2 separate regions of the Homo sapiens genome follow, and region 2 is linked to region 1. The links are chromatin loops, found by intact Hi-C in ENCODE. Cell type or tissue: heart left ventricle. All regions are shown on one strand. Links, peaks and the distances in the headings refer to the core of each region. The heading gives the core; the rest is flanking DNA.

Region 1 (9,973 bases), core at 2,647-7,646:
AATAAAAGTACAAATACATGCACAGAAATGGTGACTAACATCAGTATAGTGTTTTCTAAGGATGGTGGGGTATAAAGATGGGAGTAGAACTCCGACTATGTCTAAAACATATTATTTACTATAAAACTATATATACAGAGAGAGATATAAAGTAAATTTCTTAGAATGATAGAGTCCATTTAATTTTGGGTTCAAAGGTGTTTATTATATTATTTTTACATAATGTCTTTCATTTGTTTTATGTCAAATATTTCCTTTTAAAATTTTTATTTAAGTATGACAATTGAAATTACACAAATTCTAATTCTATAGCTTGATGATTTACCACAAAGGGAGTATATCTGTGAGTCTGAAGAATGATCTGCTCAAGTTCTTTTTCAGAATCTACAGGCGCCTTTAGGAGCAAAGTGAACCCATATGTCTCTTCTCCCTCCCCTCCCTTCCCCTCCCCTCCCTTCCCCTCCCCTCCCCTTGCCTTCCCTCCCCTCTCCTGCTCTCCTCTTCCCTCCCCTCCCCTCTCCTCTTCTCCCTCCTCTTTTTTACCTCCTTCCCCTCCCTTGGCATCCCCTCCTCTCTTTTTCCTCCATTCCTTCCCCTTCCCTCTTTCTTCCCCTCTCCTCCCCTCCCCTCACTTCCCTTCTCATCTCTTCTCTTTCCTTTCCTTCCCTTCCCCAAATATTTTTCACTGACTTATTTTAATTTTCTCCAGCTTCTCTAGCTCTTCTTTTAAATTACCGCACCCATCCCCTCTCCATCAAAAACAAAAGGATATCTTTTATTGATACACACATGCACACACCTACACACACACTCAAATAGCAAATCCAACAATTCAAGACTCTAAAGGACACTGTTTGATGGGACTTTAGCATTGTGTTAAATGTTATAACAAAAATATTATAAAAATTTAGCCTAACACCAGCAATATCCATTGGAGGAATTAACAAAGTTGGACAAGTAATGTTATTAGTGTAATGTAGTAGCTGTCAGTGATTAATAAATTGATACAGGAAGACACATTGTAATGTAATCAAAGTACATAAAGTGTATCTCAAAGTAAGTTTTATCCCTAAAATAATAAAAGCCCTGAAATTCAGATGAAATACTAAAAACGCATAAAGAGAACTGGACATTAGAAATAAAAGTAGAACCACTGTTTTACCATGGCACATAGCTTCGCGTTAAAAGACTACATTTTTCAGCCGAGTGTGGTCATGTTACCACACTCATTTGGTTTGGGCCAAATGAACATGAATCAAAGTGATGTGTAAAGGCTCTGAAACCTGCCCTTAAAGAAAAGGGACAGGCCCTTTTCTCACCCTATTCCCTTTTTGGCTGGCAGGAAAGAGAATATGAAGGCAGGAGCTACGGTCGTCATTTTAGAACTCAAATGGACAGTGACAGTTGAAGATGGCAGGTCAAAAAATTAACAGTCCGGGTTGCAGTTACCATCTCCACTGTGTTCAAACTATTACACAAAAGGGAAACTCTTCTCTAACCTGTTTCAGCCATTGCTATTTTTGAAGTTTAGTTATAGAAGCTCATAAGTTATTTCTTATACCATGCAAATTACCTACATTTTTTTGCCATGACAGAGAAATACGTGAAGGTGAATGTCAAATAAAAATAGAAACAAGTAACAGGACACAATTGCCAAATACCTTTTAGGACCATGACCCAGTACTCATCAAACTACTCTGGCTTTTCATCATTTCAAGCTGAAGTTCTTGTCCCTGTGACCTAGTGAAACAGTGCTTATTTTCATTGTTGGTATGATTATGTCCATCTAATGATAAGAACATTGGAAATCTGCTTTTAAGTATTGTTGTTTTCCCAGTCTATCTCACACTTGTTTATCTAGCCTACAGCACAATAAAGAAACTAGAATCTATTTCTTCCCAAGGTACCAGATATTATGACTTTACTTTTGATTAGTTTGATGGTTTTTTTTCTTTTTCTCAGATATATCTTTGAATGATCATCAGAAAAATTATTACACTAACCTTACTGGTTTTTGTTTTCTGTGAAGAAAAGCATGGAATCCTTTCTGCACGACATTATCTGTCACTTTCCTTGCAACTTTGGGTTTGACTAAATATTTTTTTTTTAACCAATGGAAAATTTCTAGTTTAATATTGTACTATATATATATATATTTTTTAATTATTATTATTATACTTTAAGTTTTAGGGTACATGTGCACAATGTGCTGGTTAGTTACGTATGTATACATGTGCCATGCTGGTGTGCTGCACCCATTAACTTGTCATTTAGCATTAGGTATATCTCCTAAAGCTATCCCTCCCCCCTCCCCCGACCCCACAACAGTCCCCAGAGTGTGATGTTCCCCTTCCTGTGTCCATGTGTTCTCATTGTTCAATTCCCATCTGTGAGTGAGAACATGCGGTGTTTGGCTTTTTGTCCTTGCAATAGTTTACTGAGAATGATGATTTCCAATTTCATCCATGTCCCTACAAAGGACATGAACTCATCAATTTTTATGGCTGCATAGTATTCCATGGTGTATATGTGCCACATTTTCTTAATCCAGTCTATCATTGTTGGACATTTGGGTTGCTTCCGAGTCTTTGCTATTGTGAATAGTGCCACAATGAACATACGTGTGCATGTGTCTTTATAGCAGCATGATTTATAATCCTTTGGGTATATACCCAGTAATGGGATGACTGGGTCAAATGGTATTTCTAGTTTTAGATCCCTGAGGAATCGCCACACTGACTCCCACAATGGTTGAACTAGTTTACAGTCCCACCAACAGTGTAAAAGTGTTCCTATTTCTCCACATCCTCTGCAGCACCTGTTGATTCCTGACTTTTTAATGATTGCCATTCTAACTGGTGTGAGATGGTATCTCATTGTGGTTTTGATTTGCATTTCTCTGATGGCCAGTGATGATGAGCATTTTTTCATGTGTCTTTTGGCTGCATAAATGTCTTCTTTTGAGAAGTGTCTCTTCATATCCTTTGCCCACTTTTTGATGGGGTTGTTTGTTTTTTTCTTGTAAATTTGTTTGAGTTCATTGTAGATTCTGGATATTAGCCCTTTGTCAGATGAGTAGGTTGCGAAAATTTTCTCCCATTTTGTAGGTTTCCTGTTCACTCTGATGGTAGTTTCTTTTGCTGTGCAGAAGCTCTTGAGTTTAATTAGATCCCATTTGTCAATTTTGGCTTTTGTTGCCATTGCTTTTGGTGTTTTAGACATGAAGTCCTTGCCCATGCCTATGTCCTGAATGGTAATGCCTAGGTTTTCTTCTAGGGTTTTTATGGTTTTAGGTCTAACATTTAAGTCTTTAATCCATCTTGAATTAATTTTTGTATAAGGTGTAAGGAAGGGATCCAGTTTCAGCTTTCTACGCATGGCTAGCCAGTTTTCCCAGCACCATTTATTAAATAGGGAATCCTTTCCCCATTGCTTGTTTTTCTCAGGTTTGTCAAAGATCACATAGTTGTAGATATGCGGCCTTATTTCTGAGGGCTCTGTTCTGTTCCATTGATCTATATCTCTGTTTTGGTACCAGTACCATGCTGTTTTGGTTACTGTAGCCTTGTAGTATAGTTTGAAGTCAGGTAGTGTGATGCCTCCAGCTTTGTTCTTTTGGCTTAGGATTGACTTGGCAATGCAGGGTCTTTTTTGGTTCCATGTGAACTTTAAGGTAGTTTTTTCCAATTCTGTGAAGAAAGTCATTGGTAGCTTGATGGGGATAGCATTGAATCTATAAATTACCTTGGGCAGTATGGCCATTTTCACGATATTGATTCTTCCTACCCATGAGCATGGAATGTTCTTCCATTTGTTTGTATCCTCTTTTATTTCATTGAGCAGTGGTTTATAGTTCTCCTTGAAGAGGTCCTTCGCATCCCTTGTAAGTTGGATTCCTAATTTTTCCTAATATTTCTTTAACTACAGTTTGTAAAGCCCTTGGTCTGTCACTGGCACCTTTTTTTTTTTCACTTTATTCAGATTAACCAAAAGATAATGATTCTTTTTTTAACTAATGGTCCTGGATTATCTCTGTCAGTTGGCTGATGAGCTGAGGATGTGAAAAACACTATCCATTAGAATCTGGCTGGTGTCCCCAACAGAACAAAGGTCAGCTCCTGTAATGGAGAGCACATATTGCCATGAGTGATGCTTTCTACCCAGTCTAATCCAATTCCTCCCAGTGGTCAGGCACGTAGAAATCTCCAAAGCTCAGAAGAATCAAAATACTTGTAAAATTCATCTGAGTCAAAGTGACTTGTTCACCAAATGCACAATTTTTCAGTTAAGAGCATTTTTATAAAATGACCCTTCCTTCTAAACTATTTTCAAGCCACAAACTACAGCCTTTTTGTAAAGAAATTAAAATACGCCATCAGAAATTTGAGAAAATACACTCAAAAGCCACTGTCCTTCAAATGTCTGTGATCCCTTTTAAATCTTTGTTAAAGTACATGTCTAAACAGCCTCTATTAAAATAGCGCTCAACAATTCTAATTGCTTTATAATTGTAGAGAAACCACTAACAGCATGCATGTGTTTTCTTTACCAGAGAAGCACACCAGAGTTCAAGAATATAAAATTCTGAGACAAGGGATGTGTGGTAAAAGGAGACTGTGCTTGGGCTTTGTATTATACAGCTCTGCATCATTTCATTTCCAACTAGCACTGCCAGATCTTAGGGTAGAGAATCAAAGCCTTGTTCCCTCATTAGGACAGGCTTCACTGATTGTTTAATGATGCTTTTATTTTTCTTTTATTATCTTTTGCTTCTTTTCATAAAAGATCTTATAGTTTACTGGATTTTAGCAGAAATCCCAGCAATATTATTGTTTCATTTTTCAATATTAAAGAAGATTGCTGCATAAGAAAAGTCATCTCCTGAGATTTGAGTCCTGCTGCCAGTGCCAGTGCCTCTTCACTGAAACATTCATGTTTTCATTTCTGAAACAGCAGCAAATGCTGCGATAAAAATATTCTTCTTCCTTCAGTGGCTGGCAAAAATTTGCCAAGGCAGCTACGAGCTGAGACAAAGTTTTGAAAAGGAAAAGAACATTCAAGAGCCCAAGCATTCTTGAATTTTAATTCTTTGTCAAACGCAAAGTTTCAGAGCAAATAGAAACACCTCCTTAAGGTGTAATTAAGCATTTTCATGGACTTTAATTATCACTTATATCCTGAGGAAGGATAGGGGAGCATGTTTGCAGTTGTACACACTTTCTTTTACCGTCCACAGAACATTATAATCACAACTTAATGATTTAAGGGACACATTAAATCATTAAGAGGGACACATTTGCAATAGAACTGTCTATGTAAAAAATACTGGAGTCTCTGAAATAGCCCTAGCATCTTTAAAATCTATCAAGTAGGCTGGCGCAGTGGCTCATGCCTGTAATCGCAGCACTTTGGGAAGCTGAGGAGCGAGGATCACCTGAGGTTGGGAGTTCGACACCAGCCTGACCAACATGGAGAAACCCCATCTCTACTAAAAGTGCAAAATTAGCCTGGTGCAGTGGTGCACGCCTGTAATCCCGCTACTTGGGAGGCTGAGGCAGGAGAATCGCTTGAACCTGGGAGGTGGAGGTTGTCGTGAGCCAAGATAGTGCCATTGCACTCCAGCCTGGGCAACAAGAGTGAAACTCTGTCTGAAAAAAAAAAAATCTATCAAATAATCAGTGGGAATTTACTACGTGCCCTGAGCCATGCTCATCTCTGTTGATGAAAACATATAATCCTTTGTCCCTGAAGGAAGTGAGGAAACATGACACATATTAAAAATAAGAGAATAATGACAAGTCAAAGAGTCAAAGAGCTGTGTACCCAGAGAGCATTGTTCTGACCCAACTTACTTTTCTTGAATTAGACCCTGGATAGATGCCAGAAGTCTGCTTTGAGAGATTTCTGAGAAACAGCTTGAGTGTAATTCACTACAGTATTTCTTATACAGTTGTTAGAAATCATTTGCCTCAAATAAACAATCTAAAAATCACAGAAATAACAAACAAGGAGATGTTGTGAGATACAGATAAAATTGCTGAGGTTAAAGAAAAGTGAGGATACTCAAGGAAGTTTTCTTGGAAGAGATAAGGCTTGAGCAGTGCCTTTAAAAAAATTAGGTAAGTTACAACCATAAAAAGGGCAGGAGAGGAGTCAAGACTGAAAACATAGTCATTTATACATTAATTCAACACATATTTATTAACCCATGCCAAACTATGTACCAGCACTTAAAGTGCAACAACAAAAAAATGAACATCATTTCTGTCCTCAGGGAGCTTACTTTCTAGTGAAGAAATATAGGTAGCAAGATAAGACCATGAAATATTTAACTTTGGGCATGGCTTTCTTTCCTGCACTTCCCGACCATAGTATCAGGCAGAGCCAGGGGTATTCATACTTCCTAAAGGAAAAATAGGACTGTTATGGCAGAAAGAGAAGAAAATAAAGAGTAAACCTCTATGGTTTTTATTTTTTATTCCTTCCAAGCCAAGAAAATGAGAAGACAGTCCCCAAGGGAAGTGGAGTACAGGAGCTTATCACACGCATGTATACAAACACAGGCACACACCACAGAAAGAAGATAGACTCTAGATGGGGTTTACCTGTGCTGAAAGGAGAAAGAGAGGTCATGAGGCAGTACTTTAGAGGAGGTCAGATAGGGAGGAGTCAAGCAGAGAGGAGGCTGTTAACAGAATGAGCATATCAGGGACTGCCAGTGGTCAGAGCCAGAGACTACGTGGTACTGACCCAACACTCACAGACCTCTGGCTTTTGGACTGGGAATGCCCATTGCCACTGCGGAGGAGGCAGCTATTTTCATCATGGGAAGCAAAGGGCATCCCACTGGCAGTTCTTGCCCACACACCACCATGGATCATCACCGTGGATCATATGACTGATCCACGGTGGTATCAGTTGAGATTCAGTGTGCCTGTATCTCACTTGAGAATTAGCTGACACTCTGTGAATGACTCAGGTCACTTTTAACCTTCTGTCACACTCAAAAGAAAGTATAAGTTCTTGAATTCTGGAGAAGGGTTAGTGATAAGAGAAGATCCTAGTATTGGTTCTTGGATTTGCTGAATGGTGGGAAAAGCCATGCTTGTTACATAAGCTGCACTTTCACATACGTGTGTGTGTAGACACTTACCTATGGCTAAAGAAAGGGCTGTTAGATTCCAATAAAGTTTAACAATGGAATTTTAAAAAGTTAACCCTATGATGCCTGGTAATGTAATGGGATAAAGAATGATTGATGTTGATGTTTCCCAAACTTACCTAACTATAAGCATCACCTGGGGCGATTGTTTAAAAGGCCAGTTTCTAAAAGTAGATCTACCATTCAATCCAGCAATCCCACTACTGGGTATCTACCCAAAGGAAAAGAAATTGCTATATCAAAAAGACCCCTGCATGTGTATGTTTATTACAGCCCGATTCACAACTGCAAAGATATGGAATCAAACTTAGTGCCCATCAACTGATGAGTGGATAAAGAAAATGTAATACATATGTGTGTGTATCTATATATTACATATATATACACATACATACACTGTGGAATACTACTCAGCCATAAGAAAATAATGAAATAATGTCTTTGCATCAACTCAACTGTAATGGGCAGAGGATTATTTGCTCACTAGTTTGTTTCCAAGATTGTGTACAGCACCAAGCACAGAGCAGGTACTTGATGAGTATTTGTTAAGCGCTGAGGACACTGCTAGTGGTCTGGCCAGATCTCCTGGGCCCTAGGATCCTTGCAGTGTGTACCACCCCCCACACCCCCCACCCCACTTCTGTGTGATTTTGCTTCTAATGACCTACACCTTGATTTGCTTTGAGGGATAATCTGTGACATCTGGAGCCACATCATCCAGATATTCAGAAAGCTGGAGATGCTTGGGGTTTTATATCTCTGAAACTGGTCTTTAGGGAATGAGTGACTACTGACTCTGTGAGAATATGAAAGCCCAGCTCCCTGATCTTAAAGAAGAAAAACTTGGAGGCATAAACCGCACTCCTAAGTTTCTCTTTAGGGTCAGGCTGAAGCCAGCCTCCACCAGACTTTGCTTATAGTCACATCCTGGCTTGGCTCCTTCTCTTGCCCTCCTCTGCTGCCTGCATTCCTTTGCAAGTGTCTCCAGCATATCTTCAATCAATTCTTTGCACACAAATCCTCAACTCGGGGATTGCTTTTGGGGATCCCAACCAAGACATTCAGTAAGTTGAACAAACTGTTCCTGATACAGAGAAATTTTTATTCAGTTAGTATGGCCTCCAAGGCTCATGAAGAGTAAGGCTACAGGGGTGAGGTTTGTATTGTGTATGTTCTAACAGATACCAGGTATCAGCCAGAGATTCATCAATGGAATAGGAATACCCAAATAGCTCTTTCTACGGGTAGCAAATGTCTATGTGCAACAAGGGCAGAAGAAAATAAGAAGATGATAGGGGATTTTTAAGGTAGAAAAGTGAATCTCTATCAGGAGCATCTTCTCTCTGCTGATACACAGTACACTTGAGAGCACGGATTTCTTGGTAAATGGTTATTAAAAAGCTTTGGCCTTTAGCCAGGCAATGAAAAGAAATGCATATTTTTCTTAGGTGTGTCTGAGCTATTTTTTAAAACCCTTTGAAAAGCTGAGCTATAAAAACATGAGAGGAAATGGCCAAAGAAATTTCAGCTTTGTAACTGTGAAGGCTGCATGTAAAGAGCAGAGATATTTGCAAGCTGTCAGAAAAGACCAGGGTGTGCATGAGTGTGATTATAAGTGTGAATGTTTGCAGCGGATTATGTCCCTGTAAAAGTAGTTTATTTCTGACAGCAAAAGGAAAACATAGAATTTATTTAATGTGAAGCCATTTTGAATACAATTATGGAAAATTTCAGAGGGATTATTCATGAATTAAATCAGAATAGTGCTTCCTTTCATTTCTAGGATGAGAATAAGACATAAGATTCCTATATATGTGTTTATATATGGATACATATATATATAAACATCCATTTAAATGAAAGCTCCAAATGTAACTCATTCCTCTAGGCATAGCTAAAATTACTCACCATAGTCCTTGTGTTAGAAAACAAATTCTCCTGGTCTAAAATGCTTTTTTATATATTCTAAAGAATTTGGCACTCCAAATTTTGGCTGACCTGTAAAATATTCTATGGGAATATTACTTCCTGAATTCTGTTCTATTCTATTCTGTTCCATTGATCTATTTGTCTATCTTTATGTTTCTATGCCATCCAGCCTTGATTAATGAAGTTTTATAATAAATCTTAAAATCAGGTAGTAGTATTCTCCAATTTTGTTCTTTTTGAAAATCATTTTGGATATCTAGGCCCTTTACATTTCCAGATGAGCTTTAGAATTAGCTTTTTTTCTGTCAAAAGAATACCCTGCAAATATTTGACTCTTATGTTCAATCCTTTTAATTGAGGTATCCATTTTCATTTAGTACAGTTATTGAGGTGGTTAGATATAATTCTATCATGTTATTTTATATTAATCTCATTCATTCTTTATTCTCCTTTTCCTTTCTATCTCCCTTTTTTGATCAACATAGCATTTTTTATTATCTCATTTTATCTCCTATGTTGGCTTATTGGTTCTAACCCTTTGTTTTGTTTAGTAGGTACTTTATGGTTTATAGTATACATTGTTAATTTGTCACAGTCTATTTTCAAGCCATATTATGCCACTTCATGGATATTTTAAGAAGCTTTACAACAGTATGCTTTTATTTTTCTCTACAGAGCCTTGGTTCCACTGGTGTGTCTCAACATATTTTCATATCTTTTATAAACTGCATACTATATGATTAGTTTTGTTTAAATAGCCAATTTTCTATTAAAGTTATATAAATTACAGGAACACAGTCTTGTGTATTTACTCATATTGATCCCATTTTAGTGCTCTTTATTCCTTTGTATAAATCCATATTTTCAGGGATATCATTTTCC
Region 2 (9,973 bases), core at 3,250-8,249, 50 kb after region 1:
AAAGTAGCTCAGCCGGGCTTCTAAAGATCTTTAGAGGAAGGTGTGAAGCTTGATGCAATGGAAAAATAACAAAAAGCAAAAGCATTCGACTAAGGCAGGCAGAAAGGTGTCTGGCAGTGTCCTGTAAATATATCTGTGAAAGTTTTAAAACACTTATTTTATTGTGAAATCTTTTTATAATGTTAAAGTAGCCTTCAAGGTTAGTTTTAAATGTTGACATAAGTTTTCGTTTTTGTTTGTTTGATCTTTTTTCCAAATACACTATCTTAGAAAATTCACTAATTACCATGTGCTCCAATGTAAACCTAGTTACCATCAGAAGTTAAGAATTCTGGCCAGGCATGATGGCTCACGCTTGTAATCCCAGCACTTTGAGAGGCTGTGTGTACTAGTCCGTTTTCATACTGCTGATAAAGACATACCAGAGACTGGGTAATTTAAAAAGAAAAAGAGGTTTAGTAGACTCACAGCTCCATATGGCTGGGGATGCCTCACAATCATGGCAGAAGGTAAAAGGCACGTCTTACATGGCAGCAGGCAAGATAGAATTGAGAGCTAAGTGAAAGGGGAAACCCCATATAAAAACATCAGATCTCATGAGACTTATTCACTACCACAAGAACAGTATGGGAGAAACTGCCCTCATGATTCAATTATCTCCCACAGAGTCCCTCCTACAACATGTGGGAATTATGGGAGCTACGATTCAAGATGAGGTTTGGGCCGGGACACAGACAATCCATATCACCAAGGCAAGTGGATCACTTGAGGAGTTTGAGACCAGCCTGGCCAGCATGGCGAAACCCCGTCTTTACTAAAAATACAAAAATTGCCTGGGCATGGTGGTACACAGCTGTCATCCCAGCTACTCAGGAGCCTGAGGCAGAAGAATCACTTGAACCCGAGAAGTAGAGGTTGCAGTGAGCTGAGACAGTGAGCTGAGATTGCACCACTGCACTCCAGCCTGGGTGAAGAGCAAGACTCTGTCTCAAAAAAAAAAAAAAAAAAGAAACAAAGAAAAGAAAAAGAAAGAATTCTTATTAGTAAAGTAAATGTGGTTCAAGGTTAAAGCTCACTGCCCACCCCTGCCTCTGGCCCAAACACATACATAGGGACCTGTGTGGCTTCAGAGCAAAAAACCTCTAACAAAGGCCAGCAGCAGAAGTGTTTGGACAATGTTGTACGCAGTGTCAGAGTTCAGCAGTTGGAAAGATTGTTTCTTTGCCATCAAATATTTTAAATTTCTGGCAGGGGTGGAGTGAGAGGTGGAGAAGCAAGGAGTCATTCCCTGCTTCTCCTTTCTGCCTGGTAAACTCTGGCAGGGTGAGCCTGGAAAGCACTCAGCCTGTACCCTGTACCTGCACTGAACATGAGCCAACGTGTGGGGTCTAGAATGGGAGTGAAGGCAGAGGAGGTGATGGGTGGGGCAAATCCAGGCTCCTTCCTGGCTGCAGCAACCTCCGGGCTTACCCCTCTACCTCCTACATCTTTTGTGCTCAAGGTTCACTTCCCTTTAGTGACTATTTAGCAGATCTCTTATCTTCAGAGTCTTATGACACATTCCAGGAAACACTGGCCTTTCATGCCATCCACCTCTTGCGACATTTTAGACTAGTTCTCAGAGCATGATGTCTGCTGTCCTATCTCCCCTTCCTCTAACTCACCATTTTCTACTTTTTTTTTTTATCTTGAGCTCGCATTGTGTTTAACATTAACATTTAGACAAAGAGAAACGTTTCAGCTTTTTGACTGCAGTTATCAGGGTTTTGAACACAAGTCAGTTAAACTTAGTAATCATTTATGGAACACCTGCCCTATGCTAGGAGCCTCAGTAGGTGCTCTGGTGTCAGATGTACCACATAACACTCAGGTGGGGGAAAAACAAACTAGAAAATGCTGGCCTTTCTTCCACGTACAAACTGGGTGACATAAATATTTAAATGGCCAGATATTCCTAAAAGACAAATTGGTAACAGAGTATATATAAATTTTTCTTTGTTCTCAAAAGTCATGCTGGTGATCTATTTGCATTCTGATCCTATTACACCCCAAGTGGACGTTTGATAAAAACAAAGCCAAGAATAAATGGAAATCACAAAAAATCTTGCCAGCTCTTTGCTTCAGATCTCTGGCTACTCATCTTACAGTGATGACTTGGGCCAAGGCTTCCTTCTGAGACATTTTATTAAATGTGTTCAGTAATTCACTTTTGCCCCATTAGAAGCATGGATCCTGAGATTTAATCTATCTTACTCATAGAGAATATTTGACCATTAAATACCTAAAAGTGATCTAGGTAGAAGAAAACAGGAACCATTGAAAATACAACATGAACATAATTTCACATTAAATCTGAGATGGATTTGGGTGGGTATTTGGGAGGTCGGGAGTGGCTGGTGCCAAAGGAAGAAAGGGAAAAAAGAAGAAAAAGGATGGTTTCTAACCTCCTGGTTAGAAACAAAAACCCTGGAAGGGAGGGACACATATCCATCTAACCAGCTTCTGCCTGTGCCATCTCTATCACCCGTTTCTAAATTCTCTCCAAAATATTCACGCCTACTTTTGGTGTGAGACTTGTGTAAGAAGGTTATGTTTACCATTTTATTTTTACTCTGTGAGAAGGTTATTTTACCTTGTGTGACTGACACAACAGCTGTCAGTGCTCTGGAAGAGGCAGACGCCTTCCGTGACAAGTTAAATGGCCACCTCTGGCCATCTAATCCACAGTCCTTTCCTGACAAGGAAACATCACGGGTAGCTAACGAGGTGATCAGAGTAGGAGTTGAATAACAGTAAGAAAGAATTGGAGACAGTTTAGGGGGATGGAATTGACTTGTAAGACTTAAAGATATGGATGCAAAAGAAGAGAATCTTTTGCAATGGAGAATACAGACATAGTTTGCTCCTGAGAGAAACACAGCTGAAGAGGAATTATAAATGATTGACTAGAGTACCATAATGATGTGAAGCAGCCCTGGCAGTCAGCATGGAAAGAAGGAAAGGAACCGTAGCAGCATTGTAGGAAAAAAAAAAAAAGGATTCCAAAATAGGTTCCAATATGGCTCTCAGGGTCTGATGTGGCTCCTTTCCTAGCTGTGTGATCCTGGAGAAATCATTTAGCCTCTCTGAAATTCACTCAGCTTCAATATTTTCATCCACAAAATAAGAATACTAGCTGGGATAATCTTTCAGCTACCTTCAACTCTAAAATTATTATCTTCCTCTTACCTTTTATGATTCTAAAATCTTGGGAGGAAGAGTTGGGAAAGTATTCACTAAAATCTAAAACTAAACAGCTTCAATTTTCACCAGTGATCATTTACACAGTACAGGAGGGCAAGAGGGAGGGTGTCTGCATTGAGTTAGTTTTGTTGATGCAATGAACAGTGCAGAGGGCAGGGGAGCAGGTAGGATATTCCTTCCTTCCACTATCTTTAAAAATAATAACAATACTACCTTATAGTTGTATTCTGTGTTATTCTTTTAGAAATTCTTGCAAATCCCTTGCCGTCTTTGATATTTATAGCAATTAGGTGAAATGGGCAAGAAAGTTTTTTCGTTTTTGTTTTTGTTTCACCAATGACAAATTCAGAGAGTTTAAATGAGTTTCTTAGAGTTGTAGAGCTGGTTAATGATAGGGCTGGGACTAGATTTTTGGTCTCTAGAACACTGGGGTTGGGTATTTGCTTTTGGGTACCTTTTGGAACAGTCTTCCCAGCAGTATCCAGAAACATGAGGAAGCTGCCTGGTTGTCACAATCCCAAATGACCTCAAAAAGAGGATGCAGCTTCTCAGATTGGACTGTATTTGTCTTTGGTCAACTCATAAGTATCTTTTGGTAAGAGCCTCCAAAATAGGGTGTAAACACCCTGGAGGTATACAAGGTGATGCATTAGGGTGCAGAGGAAAAATACTAAGAAAATTGCTATTTGCATTCATTTTTCATCTTTTTAAATCTAATTTTTGTGTGTTTTATGTTACATAATATATTAGCATAAAGTATCAGAATAGGCAGTACATGAGGATAACTTACAAATGGGGTATATGTTGTACTGATTTAATCCATGATCAAAACTATTTCAAGACTATGTTTTAGAAAATTGAGGGAAAGGCCTGAAGGGTGAATCATATGGCTGTTAACAGGAGTCTTCTCTTGCTCTTATCCCCTAAGATGACTCAGGGAAAATGGGAAAGGTTGTGGAAAAGACCAGGTTCAATCAGAATCTTGAAGAACATCCAGAGAAGTAGATGAGCAAATGGAACAGCTCTGACCAAATTAGGGCGGCCGGTCACATGCTTCCCACCAACACAAAGGTCTCTTTGTTTTCTGCACACACACTGCAGTTCTTTGTCAATTATAATCAACGATTCCATTCAGCTCTTCTTGCCACCACTTCTCTCCTGTCTTTCTAGTCTGCTGGGCAATAAATGTAAGGTAAAACTTCACAAGACCTTTAAAAGATAAGGTTGAAAGAGAAAAATACATCCTAATCAATGAACCTACCCAGAGGAAATAACTGGGGGATTATTCATAACTTACAACTTAGTTGCCAACTAATTTTTGGTGTTGAAGATCATTGTACTATACTGGGTAAGTTTACAAAACAGAAAAGGAATAATGGTGAGGAGAAAAATTATTACCTCTTGTCTATGGACTCCAGGAAGTGCACCCAAGATTATTAAGTTATTAACACAGAGACAAAGAAGGAGTGGTATGTAATATCAGATAAGTAAGTACTCTTTCTACAGTGGCAAGTAGAAAGTCATCTCTCAGGGTTAATATTTGGGACTTTTCAAGGAAAGAGAGAGCTGTAGAAGGGGTAAAAGGTTTCCTTACACATACAAATATTATAGGGCAAAAGGAGCCAACCTAAGGATTTTGCTCACAGTATGCCTGTGTCATTAAACCACTTTCTTTACTTGCAATTGTTGGCAGACATCAAAGCCACTGGATCACTGTTATGATATTTCATAACAGCACAGACCATAGGCGTCGTCTCATGCAATTCTGGTGTGCCTAACACAGTCCTGCCAGGAAGGCATCTGAAGGCTTCCAAGCCTGAGCTTTCTGAATTTTGAGTGTGGTACTGTGGAAAGTGCTGGATTTGAGGGGTGAAGGGAGGCCAAGGTCTTTGGTTTCTTGTTCCACTTCTGTCATTAAATTCCTTGGGTGGACTTCTTAATCTCATTTTATAGAGCAAATTCATTATAGAGAAAATTATGAGAAAGTTTCTTTCTCATCTGTGGCATTTATTTATTCATCAAACATTGTTGTATTTCCTATGTTTCAACACAATATTAAATGCCAGAAATACTAGTATTTAAAAAATACTTTTTCTCAGAGGGCACACAGTCTAAATAAAAAGATAAGACACATACAATTATGGTTAACTCAGTATAGAGCAATATATGAATGAAGACAAACAAGTGATATCTTAGTAAATGCTATTAAACGTCTTAAAGGAAAAGAAAAAGTTATCTTGTAATGCAAAAAAAAAAAAAAAAAACCCCACAAAGTTATCATGGTTTCCCTCTGGCATCCTCTTCCGCTTTGCTTTGTTCTGGCACCCATCTTTGCTGGATCCCATTGGCGTACAGATGAGAAGAGTAGAAAAGAGCACACAGCTTAAAATCACAGAACTGTGACTTCTCCTTTTTTCTCTATTCTAGAGTGTGCCTGCAGCATGCATTCATTACTGCATCTGATGGAAGCACAAAGGGAGAGACAAAGATGCAGAGAACAATGGTAAACAATTGGTGAAATGTGTTGGCAAATTGAGTCCAATGCTGTCTGTAACAAATGGCAGCTATTTTGTGTGTGTGTCATCTAAATAAAAATAAGGTGGATTAACAAACAACTGTATCTGGCCGAGGGAAGACTGCCGCCATTTTCTTAATAAATCAGTTATTGTGTGATTTATAATAAACTATTTGGACTACTTTCCTACCATGTATTTCCAGTAGAGGGATTTAGAAAGCTAATTTTAAGGCCAGGCATGGTGGCTTATGCCTGTAATCGCAGCACTTTGGGAGGCTGAGGCGGTTGGATCGCTTGAGGTCAGGAGTTTGAGACCAGCCTGGCCAACATGGTGAAACCCCATCTCTACTAAAAATACAAAAATTAGCTGGAAATCACTTGAACCTGGGAGATGGAGGTTGCAGTGAGCTGAGATCATGCCATTGCACTCCAGCCTGGGAGACAGAGCAAGATTCAGTTTCAAAAATAATAGTAATAATAGTAATAATAATAATGATAATAATAATAATAATAATAAAGGAAAGCTATTTTTTTTTTTTTTGAGATGGAGTATCACTCTGTCACCCAGGCTGGAGTGCAGTGGTGCTATCTCAGCTCACTGCAACCTCTGCCTCCCAGGTTCAAACGATTCTCCTGCCTCAGCCTCCTGAGTAGCTGGGATTACAGGCATCCAACACCATGCCCGGCTAATTTTTGTGTTTTGTATTGTTGGTCAGGCTGGTCTTGAATTCCTGACCTCGTGATCTGCCTGCCTTGGCCTCCCAAAGTGCTGGGATTACAGGCGTGAGCCACCGAGTCTGGCCAAGGAAAACTAATATGAACAATCACTATGGTGACACTATTTTCTAACTAAAATATGCTGATACATGGTTTAATAAAACTCACTTTTCTCTGGCCTTCAACTCTGTCTATACACAGTATCCTCTAAAAGTCTAAGGGTTAAAACCTACCTGGTGAATTACATACCTGAAAAGACCAAAACTTTCTAAAACGTATAATATCTAAAAATCTAAGACATGGAGTATTATTCTTATTACTCTTTGCATTTTTTAATTTAATGTAGCCTAAATCAATTAGAATTCTGATAATTTGAAAAGAAATGTGAATCAGTCAATTATTGTTATGTTGTGTTGTTTGTTTCTGATTGTATACATGTATGAAATTTTCATTATTACCTCCTTTCTTTTCCTTCATTTCTGGATTGGATTCATTTATTAAATTTCTGTTCTTTTAATGGTTGTTTTCAAAAGCTTAGCCTACAAACTTAACTATAAAATCTTATCAAAGCCCGAGTTTATTAAATATCTTTACCCTTCTCCCAAATCAAGCAAAAAACTAGCTACTAAACAACTTCTACTTACTACCCTCCATTTTTCTTCTATTATTACTATAATTAATATTAGTTACCAAAATCTTCTTAATAGTAGTTAAATATAATAACTGTTCTACAAAATATAGTGCTATAAAAGTTTCTCCAAAACTTAGTGGCATAAGAAATCAGTATTTTGTTCACGGATTCTGTGGGTTAAGAATTTAAGCAGAGCATTTTAGAAAGTTTTGTGAGTCAGTGCATGCATGTATCTGTGTGTGTCTAATATTTGTGGGTACATAGTAGGTGTATTTATTTATGGAGTATATGAGATATTTTTATACAGGCACACAATGCATTTATCCTTTTTTGTGTGTTACAAACAGTCCAATTATACTCTTTTAGTTACTTTAAAATGTACAATAAATTATTGTTGACTATTGTCACCCTGTTGTGTTATCAAATACTAGATCTTCATTCGATCTAACTAATTTTTGTACTCACTAACAATCCCTACTCTACCCTGCCTCCACCACCCCACTATTCTTTCCAGCCTCTGGTAACCATCATTCTACTCCCTATCTCCATGAGTTCAATTGTTTTAATTATTTAGCTCCCACAAATGAGTGAGAACATGCAAAGTTTGTTTTTCTGTGCCTGGTTTATTACACTTAACATAGTGACCTCCAGATCCATCCATGTTGTTGCAAATGACAGGATATCACTGTTTTTTATGGCTGAATAGTACTCCATTGTGTATATGTACCACATTTTCTCTATCCATTCATCTGTTGGTGGACACTTAGGTTACTTCCAAATATTAGTTATTGTGAATAGTACTGCAGTAAACATGGGAGGGCAGATATCTCTGCAGTATACTAATATCCTTTCTTTTAAGTATATACCTATCAGTGGGATTGCTGAATCGTATGATAGTTCTAATTTTAGTTTCTTGAGGAACCTCCAAACCGTTCTGTATAGTGGTTGTACTAATTCCCACCAACAGTGTGCAAGGGTTCCCTTTTCTGCACATTCTCGCCAGCATTTGTTATTGCCTGTCTTGGATAAAAGCCATTTTAACTGGGGTAAGATAATAGCTCATTGTAGTTCAATTTGCATTTTTTCTGATGACCATTGATATTATATATTCTGGTTATTAATCCTTTGTCCCTGGATACTTTGCAAATATTTTCTCCCATTCTGTGGGTTGTCTCTTCACTTTGTTGATTGTTTCCTGCCCTGTGCAAAAGCTTTTTAATTTGATGTGATCACATTTGTCCATTTTTGCTTTGGTTGCCTGTGCTTTTGGGGTACTACTCAAGAAATATTTGCCCAGCCCAACATCCTGGAGAGTTTCTCAATGTTTTCTTTTAGTAGTTTCATAATTTGAGGTCTTAGATATAAGTCTGTAATCCATTTTGATTTGCTTTACGTATGTAGTGAGAGATAGGGTTCTAGTTTTATTTTTCTGCATATGGATATCCAGTTTTCCCAGTACAATTTATTGAAGAGACTGTCCTTTTCTGAATATCTGTTCTTGGCACATTTGTTGAAAATGAGTTCGCTGTAGATGTACAAATATTTTTCTGCATTGTCTGTTCTGTTCCATTGGTCTATGTGTCTGTTTTTATGCCAGTACCATGCCATTTGGGTTATTGTAGCTCTGTAGTATCATTTCAGTCAGGTAATGTGATTCCTCTAGTTTTGTTCTTTTTCTCTGGATAGCATTGGCTGTTCTGGGTCTTTTGTGGTTCCATATGAATTTGAGGATCATTTTTGCTATTTCTGTGAAGAATGTCATTGGTATTTTGATTGAGGTTTCATTGAATCTGTAGATTGCTTTGGGTAGTATGGGTATTCTAAGTAGGGAGAGTTTATCTCTGTCCCACATTTTAAAAGGTCTCCTGGGAATGTGGCCATTGGCTGAGGGCCTCAGTTTCTCTTTTTGTATTTTTTTCCATGTAGTTTCTCTGTGTAGGCTACTTTGGGCTTCCTCACAGCATGATGGCTATGTTCTCAAGGCAAATGTACCAAGAATGAGACAGGCAAACAGAAGCCGTATTGCCTTAGCCTTGAAATTCATACAGTACCACTTTCATAGTGTCCTACTCATTAGAGCAGTTCCATAGTCTCCCAAACTTCAAGGCTGGAGAAAATAGACTCAATCTCTTGATGTGTATGTGACAAGGTTCTACAATAGCTTAGACTGAAAATGTTGCTGTGATGGCATTGGTAAAAACTACTTTAAAGTTCATATGGAACCAAAAAAGAGCCTGCATTGCCAAGTCAATCTTTTTTTTTTTTTTTTTTTGAGACGGAGTCTCGCTCTGTCGCCCAGGCTGGAGTGCAGTGGCGGGATCTCGGCTCACTGCAAGCTCCGCCTCCCGGGTTCACGCCATTCTCCTGCCTCAGCCTCCCAAGTAGCTGGGACTACAGGCGCCCGCCACTACGCCCGGCTAATTTTTTGTATTTTTAGTAGAGACGGGGTTTCACCATTTTAGCCGGGATGGTCTCGACCAAGTCAATCTTAAGCCAAAAGAACAAAGCTGGAGGCATCACGCTACCTGTCTTCAAACCATATTACAAGGCTACAGTAACCAAAACAGCATGATACTGGTACCAAAACAGAGATATAGACCAATGGAACAGAACAGAGGCCTCAGAAGTATTGCTGCATATCTACAACTATCTGATCTTTGGCAAACCTGACAAAAACAAGAAATGGGGAAAGGATTCCCTATTTAATAAATGGTGCTGGGAAAACTGGCTAGCCATATGTAGAAAGCTGAAACTGGATCCCTTCCTTACACCTTATACAAAAATTAATTCAACATGGATTAAAGACTTAAATGTTAGACCTAAAACCATAAAAACCCTAGACGAAAACCTAGGCAATACCATTCAGG

What was found. Hi-C counts contacts between places; a loop is a spot of excess contacts. Peaks named below come from ENCODE experiments on the same cell type or tissue, not always from the same donor. Only the 100,000 strongest peaks of a DNase experiment are listed, where the experiment ranks them.
Region 2: it touches region 1 in a loop (1.9-fold over the local background); 7 of 110 quality-filtered maps call a loop at or near these places.

What each region holds. Positions count from the first base shown.
Region 1 is chr5:67,719,971-67,729,943 of GRCh38, forward strand. No RefSeq gene overlaps it. Among named protein-coding and RNA genes, the nearest start is that of LINC02997, 68 kb to the right of the region's middle. In heart left ventricle, for the core only: no CTCF peak of the experiment used is centred there; no DNase peak of the experiment used is centred there.
Region 2 is chr5:67,769,328-67,779,300 of GRCh38, forward strand. No RefSeq gene overlaps it. Among named protein-coding and RNA genes, the nearest start is that of LINC02997, 19 kb to the right of the region's middle. RefSeq lists a silencer at 4,854-5,148. In heart left ventricle, for the core only: no CTCF peak of the experiment used is centred there; no DNase peak of the experiment used is centred there; H3K27ac peaks cover 1,513 bases.